Linked DNA regions of Homo sapiens: region 2 is linked to region 1. A link is a loop called in an ENCODE intact Hi-C map of the cell type or tissue named here. Cell type or tissue: GM12878. All regions are shown on one strand. Links, peaks and the distances in the headings refer to the core of each region. The heading gives the core; the rest is flanking DNA. Region 1 overlaps RSU1 (Ras suppressor protein 1). Region 2 overlaps RSU1 (Ras suppressor protein 1).

Evidence for each region. Peaks named below come from ENCODE experiments on the same cell type or tissue, not always from the same donor. Only the 100,000 strongest peaks of a DNase experiment are listed, where the experiment ranks them.
Region 2: it touches region 1 in a loop (2.4-fold over the local background); 3 of 110 quality-filtered maps call a loop at or near these places.

What each region holds. Positions count from the first base shown.
Region 1 is chr10:16,582,745-16,591,079 of GRCh38, forward strand. It overlaps RSU1 (Ras suppressor protein 1), which reads right to left. Exons shown (of 9, transcript NM_012425.4): 9 at 7,867-8,335. Among named protein-coding and RNA genes, the nearest start is that of C1QL3, 65 kb to the left of the region's middle. RefSeq lists an enhancer at 3,712-3,951. In GM12878, for the core only: no CTCF peak of the experiment used is centred there; DNase peaks (open chromatin) are centred at 2,567 and 3,807; H3K4me3 peaks cover 1,261 bases; H3K27ac peaks cover 2,699 bases.
Region 2 is chr10:16,764,431-16,772,765 of GRCh38, forward strand. It overlaps RSU1 (Ras suppressor protein 1), which reads right to left. Exons shown (of 9, transcript NM_012425.4): 4 at 1-80. Among named protein-coding and RNA genes, the nearest start is that of RSU1, 49 kb to the right of the region's middle. In GM12878, for the core only: no CTCF peak of the experiment used is centred there; no DNase peak of the experiment used is centred there.

The sequences.
Region 1 (8,335 bases), core at 85-8,084:
TTCATGAATCACTCTTATTACAAACCCATTGTGACAGTTTTTCATGGGGGCAATTAGATGAGAGCTTCTCATTCTGTTCATAAAACTGTGTTGAGTAAGCCTTACCTAGGCAACAACAACAAAAAACCCATAATTTAGCCAGCTCAGGAAAAATAAAACACAAAAACAAACCTTTTCATATTGAATCTTTTTGTCTTTGTTTATAGCTCTGGATCAGAAAATCAACAATGATTATAGAATGTCACCCAACTCCTACAAAGAAAGGAGAATTCTTTAATGAGGTAACCAAAAAGATTTTCTTTCCACAGAAGAGATAATTCTGTTCTTAGACTTTATTTTAGCAACAGAAGCTACCTGGTGAAATAGGAACCTTTCAGGTTTGGTTTTGTTTTGTTTTCCCGAGACAGAGTCTCCCTCTGTTGCCCAGGTTGGAGTGCAATGGCACAATCTCGGCTCACTGCACCCTGCGCCTCTGGGGCTCAAGCGATTCTCCTGCCTCAGCCTCCCAAGCATTTGAGATTACAAGTGCCTGCCACCATGCCTGGCTGATTTTTGTATTTTTCGTAGATACATGGTTTTGCCATGTTGGCCAGGCTGATCACCAACACCTGACCTCAGGTGATCTGCCCGCCTTGGCCTTGCAAAGTCCTGGGATTACAGGAATGAGACACGGTGCCTGGCCCCATTTGGGTTCTTAAATGGGGAGCCGGAAACACAAGGCTGGGGTAGAGAATGTCCCCAAGGCACTCCGGGGGATTCACTGCCCAGGCTGATTTGCCTCATCCAAGGCAGTTGGTCACACATAGTTCTGCGCCTGCCAACAACGGAATGCAGAGCCAGACAGCCCTGGTTTGCTCTGGCTTCCCTGTTCTGAGTACAGTGGCAACCACTGCAGGCAACGTTTCATGTTGCAGCGTCTGCTCTGAGCTTCGTTCTGGGCGCCTGTGTTTGTTTACTAAGTGCACTATATCCAAGTACCACCAATGTCGTGGTGGCTTAAACTAGCAGAAATGTGTTCTCTTACATTTCTGGAGGTGAGAAGTCCAAAAATCAAGGTGTCAGGAAGACCACGATCCCTCTGAAGTCTCACGGGAAGGACCCTTCCATGCCCCTTTCAGCTTCTCCTGTTTCTGGCTGTCCTAGGCTCTCTTGGCTTATTACTGTATCCCTCCAATCTCTGCCTGTTTCATCAAGTGGTCTCTTCCCTGCATGTCCCTGTGTTGGCACACAGCCTTCTCATAAGGACACTGTCATTGGATTTAGAGCTCACCCTAATCCAGAATAACCTCATTTGAACATGGCTGACTGTATCTGCAAAGACTATTTCTAAATAAGGTCACATTCTGAGAGTTCCGGTGGACATGAATCTTTGAGACACACTCTTCAACCCAGAACAGTGTCCAAGGCAGGCAAGTGTGACCAACTCTCTGCGGGGTCTTCCCAGCCAGCAGGGACACCAGTATCTTTTACACACCTGAGGTTTAAATAACTACTTTCTCATACCATTTTTTTTTTTTTTTTTTTTTTTTTTTTTTTAGCTAGGGTCTTGCTCTGTTACCCAGGCTGGAGGGCAGTGGCATGATCATAGCTTGCTGCAGCTTAGAACTACTGGGGTCAAGAAATCCTCCAGCCCCAGCCTACCTAGTGATGTAGTTAACATCACTAACTACATCTGCAAGGACTATTTCTAAATATTTCATATTAGTGTCTTTGTAGAGCTCTGATTTTATGACAGTTTATGAAACATCGGTGCAATGGTGAACTCAATTTGTGCTAATTGCTCTTCATGGTGAAGAGCAATGTTAGAGAATACAAGCCACCACGTTGGTGGTATTTGAATATAGTGTGCCTAGGAAACAAGTAGCTAGGACTATAGGTGCTTGCCATCATGCCTGGCTAATTTTTAGGATGTTTATTTTAGACCTGGCATGGTGGCGGCTCACGCCTGTAATCCCAGTACCTTGGGGGGGGCCAAGGTGCATGGTTCACCTGAGGTCAGAGGTTCAAGACCAGCCTGGCCAACATGGCCAAACCCCGTCTCTACTAAAGATACAAAAAAATTAGCTGGGTGTGGTGGCGCATGCCTGTAATCCCAACTGCTTGGGAGGCTGAGGCAAGAGAATCATTTGAACCTGGGAGGCAGAGGTTGTAGTGAGCAGAGATCGCCCCACTGCACCCCAGCCTTCGTGACAGACCAAGACTGTGTCTCAAAAAAAAAAAAAAAAAAAAAAAAAAAGAATTTTTTTGTAGAGACAGTGTCTCCCTATGTTACCAAGACTGGTCTCAAACTCCTGGCCTCAAGAGATCCTCCCACCTTGGCCTCCAAAGTGCTGGAATTACAGGCATGAGCCATTGTGCCTGGCCTCATGTCTTTATGGCCTTTCATTCAAATCCTTCCAGTTACTGATCCTAACCGGCAACAGCAAAGCTCCACGTCACACTGGAGCTGCTAAATGGTTTGATGATCTGCATCTCAGACCCAGCCTTCCTTAATGAAAATACTGGTTTCACAGCTGCATTGTGCACGGCGAGTTAAAAAGTGGCTCTTTGTTAAAATCCTGATTGCACAATGACAAATACAGCAGCCCACACAAACAGTGAGATTGTCCACCTGGTGTGGCAGGGCTATTTTGGGTGGCGCTCTGGGGGAGTTATGAATGGACTGTGCTTCTTTCCCTGCTTTCAGCTATTAGTGAGTGGAAGCGCTTTCTTCCTAGGGCAGGAAGGAGTCAGTTTTGCTGACAACATCTGTACACTGGAAATGGCAGCATCAGAATGTGCTGGGCAGTAGATGTATACAGAAGACTGTGTCTCCAGAGACAGATAAAGTTGGTCCTTTGAATGCAGACACTGGGAGGCTTCCTGGGGTGGACGTTGGGGGACAGCACAATTCTTGACCCCAGGGAGCTGTGTGTATGTCAGCTATGTAACTGAAGTCTTGTTGATTCTAAGGAGGGTCTGACACAAACCATAAGTAACTGGAGATGAGCAATTCTAATTACAAGTCTTTTCTGATAATGCTATATTTGTATCCAACCCTGATTGCTTAATTCACTCCCAATTCCTGGGTCTGAAAACATAGAGATATTGGCTGACTCCTATATCCCATCACAGGACATGGTCTCTCCATTTATAGAGGGAGTATAAATGCTTAGGGAAAAATGTCAGTAGGGCATTAGAAATTTCCAGTGGAAACGGAACATGCATGCAATAATGTTTGAATGTCCAAGGTTTCAGGTACTCACTAGCTGTGAGACCAGGATGGATGAGATGCGGTCTCTCCTCTCTGGTTTTCCTTTTCCTTTTCCTTTTTCTTTACCTTTTTCCTTTCTTTTCCTTTCCTTTCTCCTTTCCTTTTTCCTTTCCTTGATAGAGTCTCACCATGTCACCCAGGCTGGAGTGCGGTGGCAAGTTCACAGCTCACTGCAATTCTCATCTCCAGGCTCAGGTGATTCTCCCACCTCAGCTTCCCGAGTAGCTGGGACCACAGGCCTGTGCCACCACATCTGGCTAAAAAATTTTTTTTGTAGGGACAGCGTTTCATTATGTTGCACGCTGGTCTCTAACTCCTGAGTTCAAGCGATCCTCCCACCGTGGTCTCCCAAAGTGCTAGGATTACAGATGTGAGCCACCTCACCCAGCCCTCAGTCTCTGATTGAATGACTAAAAAACAAAGTCTCCAGGTGGTCTGATGATGCTAGCCCAAACCTGCCTCAAAACGAAACCCAAAGCCACTCTCTATCTATTTCAGGAAGCGCTGCTCTTTGGGTGGGTCATATGAGGGAATCCCCTTTGGAGTAAAATAGTTCACTGATAGGACAGTGTTGGAAGTGAATTTCTGGATGAGACGGGGAAAGGGCAAAGTTATTCTCAGAAGTGAGGCTTATCCGCTTTGGTCAATCCATCACTGAACCATCAGAGAGATGCTGTCGCCTGACCAAGCATGAGGAACAGAGACAGCAGAAACCAAAGGTTTCTGTCATTTATAGAAATGGGGTAAAGCTGTCATCATGCAGTAACTTGAATGTGTTAATAAAATGAACACTTAAGGAGCTCAAAAGCAGAAACTTCCTTCATCGGAAGGAAAATTGCTGCCTTTTGGATAGGCCAAGGGAGTCTTGATTGACAGCAGAGTGTGATGTGGGATTAAGGAAAGGACATTAGCTCTACAGTCAAATGCATGTTCTTTTCCATCCTTCCTCTGCCACTTGCCAGCTGTGGGCTCTTGCGGGAAGTTCCTTAATTTCTCTGAGGTCAAATTTCCCACAAGATGAGGATATCCATTGAGTGAGAATGAAAGGAAACAAAGTGCCTGATACATGAACAGGCTGCAATCAATGAGTGCTATTATTAGTAAAAGAAAATAGATTAAGAGGGAAATTTAACAGTGGCCAATCACCAAATTCTATTGTGTACAAAATAAGCATATGGTAAGAAAGAGGTAATACACAAAATGTTTATGCAGTCTTAACAGAAACATGATGTTAGAGCCCAGGAGTCTCCCAAAGCTGTTGTTGATGGGAAGATCAATTATAAAAATAAGGACACACCATATATGGTAGGATCACATGATACTATAAATGGAGAGATACACACAGGAATGATTAATGTCTAATTTTAGGTCACAAAATGTCCAGAGAACAGAGACTTTTCACTTTACTTGCCAATTCTGCTGCTTCTAAACATCTGAATTGACTCACATTGACAAGGCCAGTTTGGATTTTGGCTTTGACATGAACCCTTCTTCTGGGTTCATACAGGTAAATTGGGGTGCCAGCCCTTTCTGGTTTTGTTACTGAAGAAATTGATGGTTGTTTGAGGAAGGCTAAATGGTCAAGTATGAAACAATTGTGTAATTATAAGGAAAACCAAACATCCAGGTAAAGGTTTGAACTCTTAACAGGGTTGCATAAATTCTCACCTGTAATAATATCCATACATTTTTTTTCCCTTAGGAGAATTCAGCTTTGATAAAGTAGCCCAGAATGATGAGGTATAAAAGGGATGTCTAGGACTTTTTCCCTTCCCTCTACCTTAATATTAGCTTTATATCATCCAAATCACAAGTATCCAATTTGTAGTCTATTCAATTAAATAATTATTGAGCCCCTATTGTATACAAGGCACCATTCTGGGTGCTGGGGATGTAACAGTTGATAGAATAATCAGCAGAAGTTTCTCTGCAAAGGGCCAGATAGTAGAAACCTTTTGCTTTGTGAGCCATAAGGTCTCTGTGTCAGCCAGTCAGCTCTGTTGTGGTCACATAAAAATAGCCACAGACTGGCTGGGCATGGTGGCTCATGCCTGTAATCCCCGCACTTTGGGAGGCTGAGGCAGATGGATCAGTTGAGGCCAGGAGTTCGAGACAAGCCTGGCTAACATGACAAAACCCTGTCTCTATTAAAAATATAAAAATTAGGCTGGGCGCAGTGGCTCAAGCCTGTAATCCTAGCACTTTGGGAGGCAGAGGTGGGCGGATCACGAGGTCAGGAGATGGAGACCATCCTGGCTAACATGGTGAAACCCCGTCTCTACTAAAAATACAAAAAATTAGCTAGGCATGGTGGCGGGTGCCTGTAGTCCTAGCTACTCGGGAGGCTGAGGCAGGAGAATGGCGTGAACCCGGGAGGCGGAGCTTGCAGTGAGCCAAACTGCACTCCAGCCTGGGAGACAGAGCAAGACTCCGTCTCAAAAAAAAAAAAAAAAAAAAAAAAAAAAAATTAGTTCGGTCTGATGGTGCACACCTGTAATCCCAGCTAGTTGGAAGGCTGAGGCATGAGAACCACTTGAATCCTGGAGGTGGAGGTTGCAGTGAGCTGAGATTGTGTCACTGCATTCTAGCCTGAGCAAGAGAGGGAGACTCCCTTTCCAAAATTAAAAAAGAAAAAAAGGAAAGAAAAAAGCAGCCACAGACCTTAAGTGAATGAGAATGGCTGTGTTCCCACAACTTTATTTACAAAAACAGGCGTGGGCCAGGTTTGGCTTCTGGGTGCCTCTGAGCTGTAGCTGGCTGACCCTTTTCCTGGAGGAACCTCTACTTCGCTGGGGGTGGAAGGCAGGTGACGGACAAAATAAATTGCAAATTTAAAGCAGGGTAATCAGGGGAGGCTCTGTTGAGAAAGTGACTGTTTAACCAGGATTTGAAGTAGATGAAGGAGTTACAGGTATACATTTGGCAGAACATTCTAGAAAAGGATCACCTGCACAAAAGTCTTGAAGGGGGAAGAACCTGGAGGAGTAGGGGGACCCTAGACCCTGGTAACCTAGGCTTTCACTCTGAGTGAAAGACACAAGGGGACTTCACTGGAAGACAGTGGGCAGAAGAGCGTCCTGATGTGATGTCAGCACATAAAAATTTGCTCTGTTGCATGGAGATCTCAGTGCAAGAGCAAAAGCAGGAGCCCCACCAGAGGATACCAGAGTGGAGCAGGCAAGAAGGCAGGGTGACCTGGGCCAGTGTGGAAGAAGATGGTGCAAAGTCTTCAGTTCATGTTATGTTTTGCAGGTAGAGACTAGAGGATTTTCTAACATAGTACTTGTGGGATATTATGACTACGAAGCTTTATTAGAAACTGAACTATTAGTGACTTAACTTTGCAATCTGAGGCAACAAACAAGTGTTGTGTGCAGAGTCTGTAGAAGGAGGTAAAAGTACAGGATAAAAAACATGGACGGGGCAACTTGTGTTTTCAGTGAATATGGACACAATGATTGGGACAACCCAGTTCTCTGCAGTCACAGGATTTTCTCTTCTACATTTAAGTTTATCAAAGTGAAGATTCACTTCTGCAGAGTGGTGTACAAGTCACTTCTATTCCAAAGGGTGAACCTGATGTGACTGGGGGCCTGTCGCTTTGTCCCACAGAGTATTTCCTAACGTGGCTTCCACAGATTATAAGGGCGGTACAAAGCTTAGAGAAGTGGTTCTGTGGCCAAATGGCCCATCCACTTTTTCTACTTGCTCCTACCTTAATTGAAAAAAAAAAAAAAAAGGCTCCTAATAAACATTATATCACCTCCAGCAAATAAAGAGAAACACTTCTCTCCTAGATCTGAGAACCATTATACAGTTTATTCTCAAATAACCTGCCTTACCTATCCCACAAGGCTCTTGCACAAACCATGTGATTATGTGTATGAAAGTATTTTGCATAACATCTCTAAGCTACCTAGCCACGTGGGCAAGGACAGTGTTTTACATAAAGGGGAGAAACCCTGTGGAAGAAGTTTCGAATGAGGAATAAAAAAATATGCACGGCTTCCCATGTGGGCTCTTAGCACTTGGAAGACCAGACTGCAAGGCATCAAAGGCGGGGTGGGGGGGCCAGCTAATTTCATCATTGGGCTAAAAAGGTTAGGTTATCTTTGTGAAAAGGCCACCTTTCAGCCGGGCGCAGTGGCTCATGCCTGTAATTTCAGCACTTTTGGAGGACGAGGCGGGCAGATGGATCACCTGAGGCCAGGAGTTCGAGACCAGCCTGGCCAACATGGTGAAACCCCGTCTCTACTAAAAATACAAAAATTAATTGGGCGTGGTGGCGGGTGCCGGAATCCCAGCTACTCGGGAGGCTGAGACAGGAGAATCGCTTGAACCCGGGAGGCGGAGGTGGCAGTAGGCTGAGATCACGCTATTGCATTTCAGCCTAGGTGACAGAGAGAGACTCCGTCTCAAAAAAAAAAAAGGCCACCTTTCAAACTTTGGATATTTTGTTTGCTGATCCAGATATCAAGTAACTAAAAACTGTAGGAAAAGACGTGAAATCCATTTTGGTAACAAAAAGAGAAAAAACCCTCCTGACATTTTATATTATGCCTTGAGCTTAAATATATATTTCCTGGATTGCATAATATACCATGACATACCAATTTGATTTTGAAAAATACATGCATTTAATATTTTCTGATTACAAAAGTATATGTGTTCATTAGAAAAAATTTAAGTACAGAATGAATAAGTAAAATTCTAGAAAGTCTTAGTTCACAATACAGAGATAATTTAACTGCCTTAAAATAATTGTGTTCACCTCTATTTAATTTTTATGCACACGTATTACAAACAAGCTTCCTTTTGACACAGCTGGGACCATCCTTATATAGTTAGTTTTAAAAATCTTGCTTTTTCTGTTTAATCAGATGTTATGATTCTCTCCCTTTGCCCTTATTGTTGAACAATTTTTTTTTCTTGGGAACGGAATCTTGCTCTGTCGCCCAGGCTGGAGTGCGGTGGCTTAATCTCAGCTCAGTGCAACCTCTGCCTCCCGGGTTCAATCAATTCTCCTGCCTCAGCCTCCTGAGCAGCTGGGACTACAGGCGCATGCTGCGACGCCCGGCTAAT
Region 2 (8,335 bases), core at 16-8,015, 180 kb after region 1:
TGTGGGCAGCTCCTCGATTTGGTTATTAAAAAAGTTGAGCACCTCCAAATTCTTCAGTTCTGCGATGTTCGGTGGCACCACTATGGAAACAAAAATGCTGAGTGTGAATCTGGGAATGGAACTCCTAGCAAGGGATGGCAGCGGCACATTTTGTTTTTCTTTCAAAGCAAAGAAAGACATAACTTCAAAAGGGCCATCGAATTCACCTACCGGTCTTATTTATTTTTTACAGGTTTTTCATAAGCAGTCACTCACTTCTGAGTGGCTGCTTAAATGCTTCTTCATATATGGTTAGCTAAGTGCTTGGCATAGTTTGTTTCAGATGGACAATGAGGGGGGAAACAGAGCAAAAATGCACAACAGAGAATTTCTGTACCATAAACAGCCTATAAAAATGAATATTAAGAAGCATATATACTTATGGTTGTCATATACGATCTTCTAAGTGCAACTTTTTTTTTCCTTTTGGTTTTCTTGCATTGCCGTCAGAAGAAGAAATGCTTCTTCGTATATGATTAGCTAAGTGCTTGGCACAGTTTGTTTCAGATGGCTAATGGGGGGGGAGAAACAGAGCAAAAATGCACAAAAGAGAATTTCTGTACCACAAACAGTCTATAAAAATGAGTATTATGAAGCATATATACTTATGGTTGTCATATATGATCTTATAGGTGCAATTTTTTTTTTCTTTTGGTTTTCTTGCATTGCCACCAGAAGAAAGATGGAGATCTCCAAATCCCTTCCGGGATGATGTACATTGAAGCTGCTTAAATAACCCAGTATCTGAAAAGCTGTCCTCTTAACATTGCATTAATAACAATATAAGCTCAATTTTAAATGATGAAATATTCACCCTCCCTAGTTTCTGATTTTGGCCTCTGGAGTAATTTAACTTGATCAGTAACACACACACACATACATACATATACACACACAAAGGTTACATCAGATTAGCAAGAGATCGATACACTGTTATTATATAGAAATACAAAAAGTCAACTCAGTAGCATGCTATGAATACTAGTATTCAGATCAAAGGTGAAAATCAGCCACTGGGGACCTGAAAGGTTCCTCCTTCCCTAGAATATATACATTTGAAAATACAAATGTAAAAGCCAAAGGCATCTTTATCTTAAAAGCACAAACTGTAAATTGGCAGCAGCAGGAGTTTCCATAGACTGTAATTCATCTATCCCACTTGCTATTCAGTCTTTCTACAAACATTTCTGTGGGTGATAAGCTTGGCCATGGTTCACGTAAACTCTGATACCAAGACTATCCAGATAACTAAGAACATGAACAGGGGCGTGGAACTCAGCCTGAGAAAGTGTGATGTCTCTTATCAGTCAGGTTTACTTCCCATCCCATCTGCTTCCTCCAGGGGTGCCCCAGGAGGCTGGGAGACCAACCTGCTTCCTGCAGTCAGACCTAAACTCAGACCCGGGAGCACCTGTGATTAGAACCACCACAAAGGTGTGTGTAAAATGCCAAACATACATCTAAAATATTTAAGCAGCTAGCCATTTCAAGACGACCAATTGATAACTCCCAGGGGAACAAAAGTAAAGGGACAGGCACGTTGCTTATTATAGTTTTGAGTCATCATTTTGAGCTTTCTGAAATGTCTAAGGTATCACTGGCCTTTTAGAGGTAAGGCTTGGTGAAAGGTAAAAGAGATGCTTTCACTGGAAGAAGGGACTGTGAAGAATACAGATTACTCTGAACTGGGGCACACGGGCAGGGAGCAGTGGTCTAGTGAGCGGCCCCTGCGCGAGCTCCGGAAGTGGCCGTTGATAAAAGAACAAGTTTTCATCGGGTAATCTAGACAGCTCAAAGTTCCTCCAGAACCCTCCCTCTGGGATACCTGCAGGAATGCAAATGAACCCTACCTGTACAGTGTGGCTGCAAATGTACATTCTTTCTTAGGTGCACAGTCCATGGAACACTTCTGTGTAAATGAATGGTATTCACTGTGTGTAAGGGATTACCAAGAAAATCACCAGGGCCGGGAGCGGTGGCTCACACCTGTAACCCAGCACTTTAGGAGGCCGAGGTGGGTGGACTATCTGAGGTCAGGAGTTCAAGACTAGCCTGACCAACACGGTGCAACTCTGACTCTACTAAAAATACAAAAATTAGCTGGGCATGGTGGCAGACGCCTGTAATCCCAGCTACTCGGGAAGCTGAGGCAGGAGAATCGCTTGAACCTGGGAGGCAGAGGTTGCAGTAAGCCAAGATCATGCCATTACACTCCAGCCTAGGTGACAAGAGTACAACTCTATCTCGAGAAGAGAAAAGATTGGCCTGGTGTGGTAGCTCACTCCTGTGATCCCAGCACTTTGGGAGGCTGAGGCAGGTGAATCACCTGAGGTCAGGAGTTTGAGACCAGCCTGGCCGACGTGGTGAAACCCCATCTCTACAAAAAATAAATAAATAAATAAATAATTAGCTGGGCATGGTGGCGCATGCCTGTAGTTCCAGCTACTCGGGAAGCTGAGGCAGGAGAATCGCTTCTGGGAAGCAGAGGTTGCAGTGAGCCGAGATCAAGCCATTACACTCCAGCCCGGGTGACAAGAGTGAAACTCTATGTCCAAAAAAAAAAAAAAAGAAAAGAAAATCACCAGGCTGTGCCTTCTGGGTCACTGGATGTCATCTTCTCCCCCCAGATCATAAAGTATATACATTACAGCTGCCCACAGACCTCATCCCTCCCCTGTCCACCCTCCAGCTACCACTAAGCCTTCATCTGATTAGTTTGAAGAGCACATTCATCTGATTAGTTTGAAGAGCAATAAGGAAAGTTAGTGAAACCAGGAGAAAATGATGATCTCAATTTAGCCACAAACCAAGAATAATGCAGCCAGAATTACTGCCGTCTTCCCGAAGTTACTCTGCCAGTGCAATTAAATGCTGGTCTAAAGGTATCGCCTTTTTGACAGGATGAGAGATTATTTCACTCTCCTTGCTAAATCAGTCCAATTTAAAACCACAAATTATGCTAAATGTGATTTAGGGCTTTGTTTTGTGAACGCAAACAATAACCCCATATTCAATTTACAAAACCTCTCCCAGCCTTTTGGTGAGCATGTGAATTTTTCGTTTAAGACTCCATTCAAGCTAGACGAGGAAAAAAAAATAATACACAGCTAATAGTCTCCCTCAATATACGGAATTTTTTTTTAACCCCCAGCCATAGTGAAAATCTAAAGAAATTAACATGCAGACCCTTCTGGATGGGATGGTATTCACTCTTTGAACCAATATTTAGAGAATGCTGATTAGGTGCACAGTGCCATACTTTGCACACACAGCATCTCAATACCTGGGAGATAAAATAGGAGAGGCATGTTATTTAAAGAAAGTAAGTTACAAAAGACAGGGTATCAAAGTCAATCAACTGAAACAGGCCTAGTGCTTGGAAAATAAACTACTCCCAACCAAACTCTCTGAAAAAAATAACCAGTTAGCAATATGAATTGTGCTATGACTAAATCCTATACATACGTGGCGGGAACAATTTTAGGTATTCCAAAAAGGCCACTGCAATATTTTACCAGTCAAAATATTCTACTGGAATTTTCTAGATATCTACAGGATGCATGAGCAAGAAGCATTTTAAAAGCTAACAGTGCACATCAGTATATTTCTTACATCTTTGAAACGATCCTTTTTCATCAATCTGTCCAGCTTCTGATCTATGACCCCAGCTGACCTATGACACCAAAGGAACTAAAGAGCAACGTGGTCCCTGACCCTACAGTGCTGTGTGTGCCCTCACTCAACTCATAACCTCTCTGGGCCTCTGTAAAATAAGAAGGCTGGATTATGACCATTTCCAAGGTCTCTTCCACCTCATTTTAACATTCTAGGATTCTAAAAGGAGATGGATTATGAAAATCAATGATATGGCTTTAAATAATTCAACAAATGGGGCTCTCAATTAGGAAGCTTAGTCATGTAGAACTTCGCTTCTGACAGAGAATTGAGTATCATTTTCTGCCTAGCCAAAGATGGCTGCTTTAATTTTGAGACTTCAGTTGCTAGGTTTGCGGGAACAGTCCCAGAGGACTCAGATATCCCCTGGCTCCTCAATGTCCCATTTCGCTCTAGCCACAGGATCACAGGACTGCTGGGGACGCTCTCATCCCAGAGCCTCTGCTGTTTTGGAAAGGTGACAAGGATGTGGTCACATCACCCCAGAGACAAATCTCAAAGTTTCTTCTGGACTTTGCAGCAGCAGTTCCGCCTAACACACCCGGCATGACCTTCTTTCCTTCAGGTCCTCCTAAACTGAAGAACTGAATGTGATTCAAGAGTTTTGTCCATCTGACGTGCCAGCCCAGACTTGGCAATTCAGCACTCCCATCTCCCCCAGCAGTTTCTGGAAGGTTCCACAAGCAGCCCAAAGTGCCTGAAGGGTTCATTAACTTCTCTTTGGCCAGAAGCACCTCCACTTTGCTGGACAGGCTGGAGAAACCAAAGTCCATCTGCGTGAAATACTGACACAGCCCCTTCCTGAGCAACAGCTTTACTCCTAAAAGGACATGTATCTACGGCCATCGGTAATACCTGCAACAGGCATGTGCCAGCCGGTACTGCACCACTGATGCACATTCACAAAATCAACAATCAATCAGCTCAAGAATAGGCTTCCCCCAACTGGTCAGCAGCCCACAAACTGTCTCCCCTCCATAGGAAGAATCAAAATCACCTGTTGTAACAATCGCAGTTTCAATTCTGTTGAATAGAGTAAGGAAGATTCTGTTCTATGATCTAAAATTAATAATTCCACAACCAACAACTCAAAGCATTTTAGGAGTTTATACAATAATAATTAGCAGGGTATGTTCTGGGCTGGGCTTTCTGTTGGACAGCCACTAGTTATATGCAGCTGTTTGAATTTAAATCTAGATTAATCAAAATTAAATAAAATGATGAATGCTATTGTTGGTCACAGCAGCCCCATTTCAAGAGCTTGACAGCCACATGTGGTGACCAGTGGCTCCACTACTGCATGGCAGGGATACTGACCGTTTCCATCACCGCAAAATGTTTTATTACACAGCCCTACCCGATGGCAGTGGGTCTCAAACCACAGAGACGTCAGAATCACCAGATGGCTTGCTAAAACACAGATGGAGGGGTATCCCGGAGTTTCTGATTTAGCAGGTTTAGGGTAAAGCCTGAGACTCTGAATTTCCAACAACTTCCCAGGGGATGCCGATGTTGCTGGTCTGGGAACCCTCTTTTGGCTCAGAAAACTTTTAATTCATTGGCAGCATCACGATTATCAATCCAACACATATGTCCCTTACCCCATGCGATAATGCGATGAGTATAATAATCAATCTGATCCAAATAAAGATGCCTCTTGAGCCTGGGGAACTGATGACACGTGAAACAAATGATACTCTAGGTAGCTTAACACGTTCAACGTGGATGCTACAATCAAACCCTTTCTAGTCAACTTCTGCTTCCCCATACAGCATTTTATGGTAAGATCACTGTTGCTTAAGACGGACAACTTTCCAGAGGAGAAAAGCCTTGAATTCCCTAGCACACTGAATTAAGTCACTCAGTGGCAAATTCATCATGACCAAGGGTAGTCATACAAAGAGATGTCACCTGCTCTACTGCTTGGCTTCAAAACACTGAACCCTAATGGCAGGATGCTGGGTGGTAGTGACGGTACAGACAGATCGGCTTGGGTGCAGCTGATTTGGGGGCTTTTTGAGCAAAAGCATCTTGGGGCCCTTGAGGCAAAAAAAAATCAAAGCCGTAAGGAGCGACAGACTCTGGGAGCAGCAGGCACCACGCAAAAAACATAAGGACAGGAGCTCTGCCTGGGTGCAGCCCACGGGAGGGTCAGGGGGTCACACTTTGGTCTTTAGAGCCATATGGTTACCACCGACAGCCAGGTCCTCTTCAGCTCCAGAAGGGCAGCACTAGACCCTGCACCATGCTAACACACACCCACGGCTGCCAGGAAGCCAGAAGCTGCTCCAAACACATGGCGCTTTCCCTCCGCAGCACAGGCATGAAATCTGGAGGTGACCTCCACCCACCATCTCCACCAAACTTCTGGGGAGTTGGGGGCTGCACTACACCCAACTGTTTTTGCAGAAGCACCAAAGGATGTTTTCAGAGCTGGTGATTCCTGAGCTAGGGCTGGCCCAGGGCATGAAAGCCAGGGGACCCAGCCTCTTTGAAACAAGTGAACTGATAGCTCAACCTCTGCCTCCAGTGATGGATTGTGAATTACAGCAAGGGGATGAAGAGGAGGACTTAAGGCAGGTACTTCGTGGGAGGCAACTGCTCACAGCCAGGGCCAGGACAGCAGGTGGCATCGCGGCATGTCCGCCCTTGTGCTGCAATGGAGGCAACGCTACTGTCTCGTGCCCATTTCCAGGAAGCAAAAGTGCCACCAATCCTTGGGCCAAAGAGTCCCCAAAGAAACTACATAGAATGAGTCACAGCAAAATGAAACTGAGTAGTATTGCTTCTAAAAACCTGACATATTGCTATTTAAAAAAAAAAAAAAAAAAAAAAAGGAAGTTTTTGTCTGTTGTCATAACAAATGAAAATGCCTGGGCAGATGTTCACAATGTCATATATTTCTGCAGCTTTTTTTATAAAGCATAGAAGGACAGAGGATGGCAGAGGATATTAAAATTAGCTTGTTATTTAGATAACTTAGTATGTTACATTACTACAACCAAGTCACTAGAAAAATTACTAAAAACATGAGAATAGGTGAAAATGAGTGAGGCTCTTCATTATATATACGGGAGGGGAGGGATGGACCATTTATGAGAAAATGGTGAAAGCAAACATTTCCTTGCCCCAGCATTTGATGAATATGATAGTGAAAAACAAGTGTCCCCCTTTGGCCTGAATGAAGTAAGGGAGGAAAAAATCAAATTAGCAGAAACTAGATGAAATATGACATGGGGCATCCATGGTCAAAGTAAAAGCACAGCCTTTTTAATCTCTAGCTGTAATAACTGGAGAACATGAGTCCATTCATAGCACAGAGGTGGTGTCTAGACTAATTACATACATGCCGATTCTTTCAGCAAATCATAGTTCTCAATGTCATTTTAATGATTATACATAAAGAAGAATCTTCTCACTCTCGCGTAGGAATAATTACATTCTTCAGCACTTTATATGCCAAAAAAAAAGGTCATTTGTAGTTATAGTGATTAATTACCTTTGTTTTCTGGCCAAAAACACAAGGTGGACAATAATGAACTAATTACATATTACCACAAGACTCTGATGTTCAAAAGTATACTAATGATAACTGTCTTCACAGATTTTATGGGATTTACCCCAAAGCAGCTATTAAAGCAGTGAATTACGGTAGTTCCAGGTTATTTAAAAACATAAAGTTTATGAAACAGTAAAGCAAATTCTCATTTAAAAGGTTCTACATGTTCCTCAAGGTAAACATAAAATAGCAAAGTATCTAAGCATCTACGCCAAGAAAGGCCAACATCCTCCAATTATTAGCTTTATAAATAACAATGGTAATGTACTTTTGGTTAATAAACAACAAGTATTACTGGGGACCTGTGCCCCAAAAGCACACGCTCACTCTATGCTATCATGAGCTGCCTCAGGATTCTATAGCCTAAGTCATTTTAGTAAACAAAAATATCCCCTGGCTTAACTCACCGCAAAACAATGGCCCTACTCTTTCACCAGCAATGTGAAAAATCAATTACGTGAAAATTAGAGGAAAAAAGGCATAAGCAAGTGATAAGGTCGATTTTAGAGGATAAAGCCAAACATGCAAAAATGTATGTTCCTGAGCTATAAAAAGTATGTATGCATAACCAAACAAATTTCCTAAAAAGCTGACAAGTATGGATTTCTTCTCCTCTGAGGATATAAAAATTAGTTAATGCCTGAATCTTGTGTTAACTCCCAAAGCATCTTCAGGAGGACGTATGAACTCTGAAATCTTGCAGGAACACCACTTCTAAATTGCACTACAATTCTGATGTGCGACCCCTCCAGCAAAGCCATACATCAATAAAGAGCTTTAATTGGGGAGCTGGGAGGGAGAGGCAGCACTGAGAGGAAAGGAAATGGCATTCAGTGGCCTGGGGAGGAAGTGACATCCAGCGAAGGGTAAGAAAAGGAAGGGTAGGAAAAATGCCTAGAAAATTCCAAAACACTGGAAAGAGAGAGGAGTAGAATATGAAAAAAAAAAAAAAAAAAAACAAGAAAAAAAAACTTCAATCCATCAATGGAAAAAAGCAGTCTCAGTGTTATAAAAGGACTGATCTAGGCTCTTTTATATGAGTACATGCCTTTACTATGTATA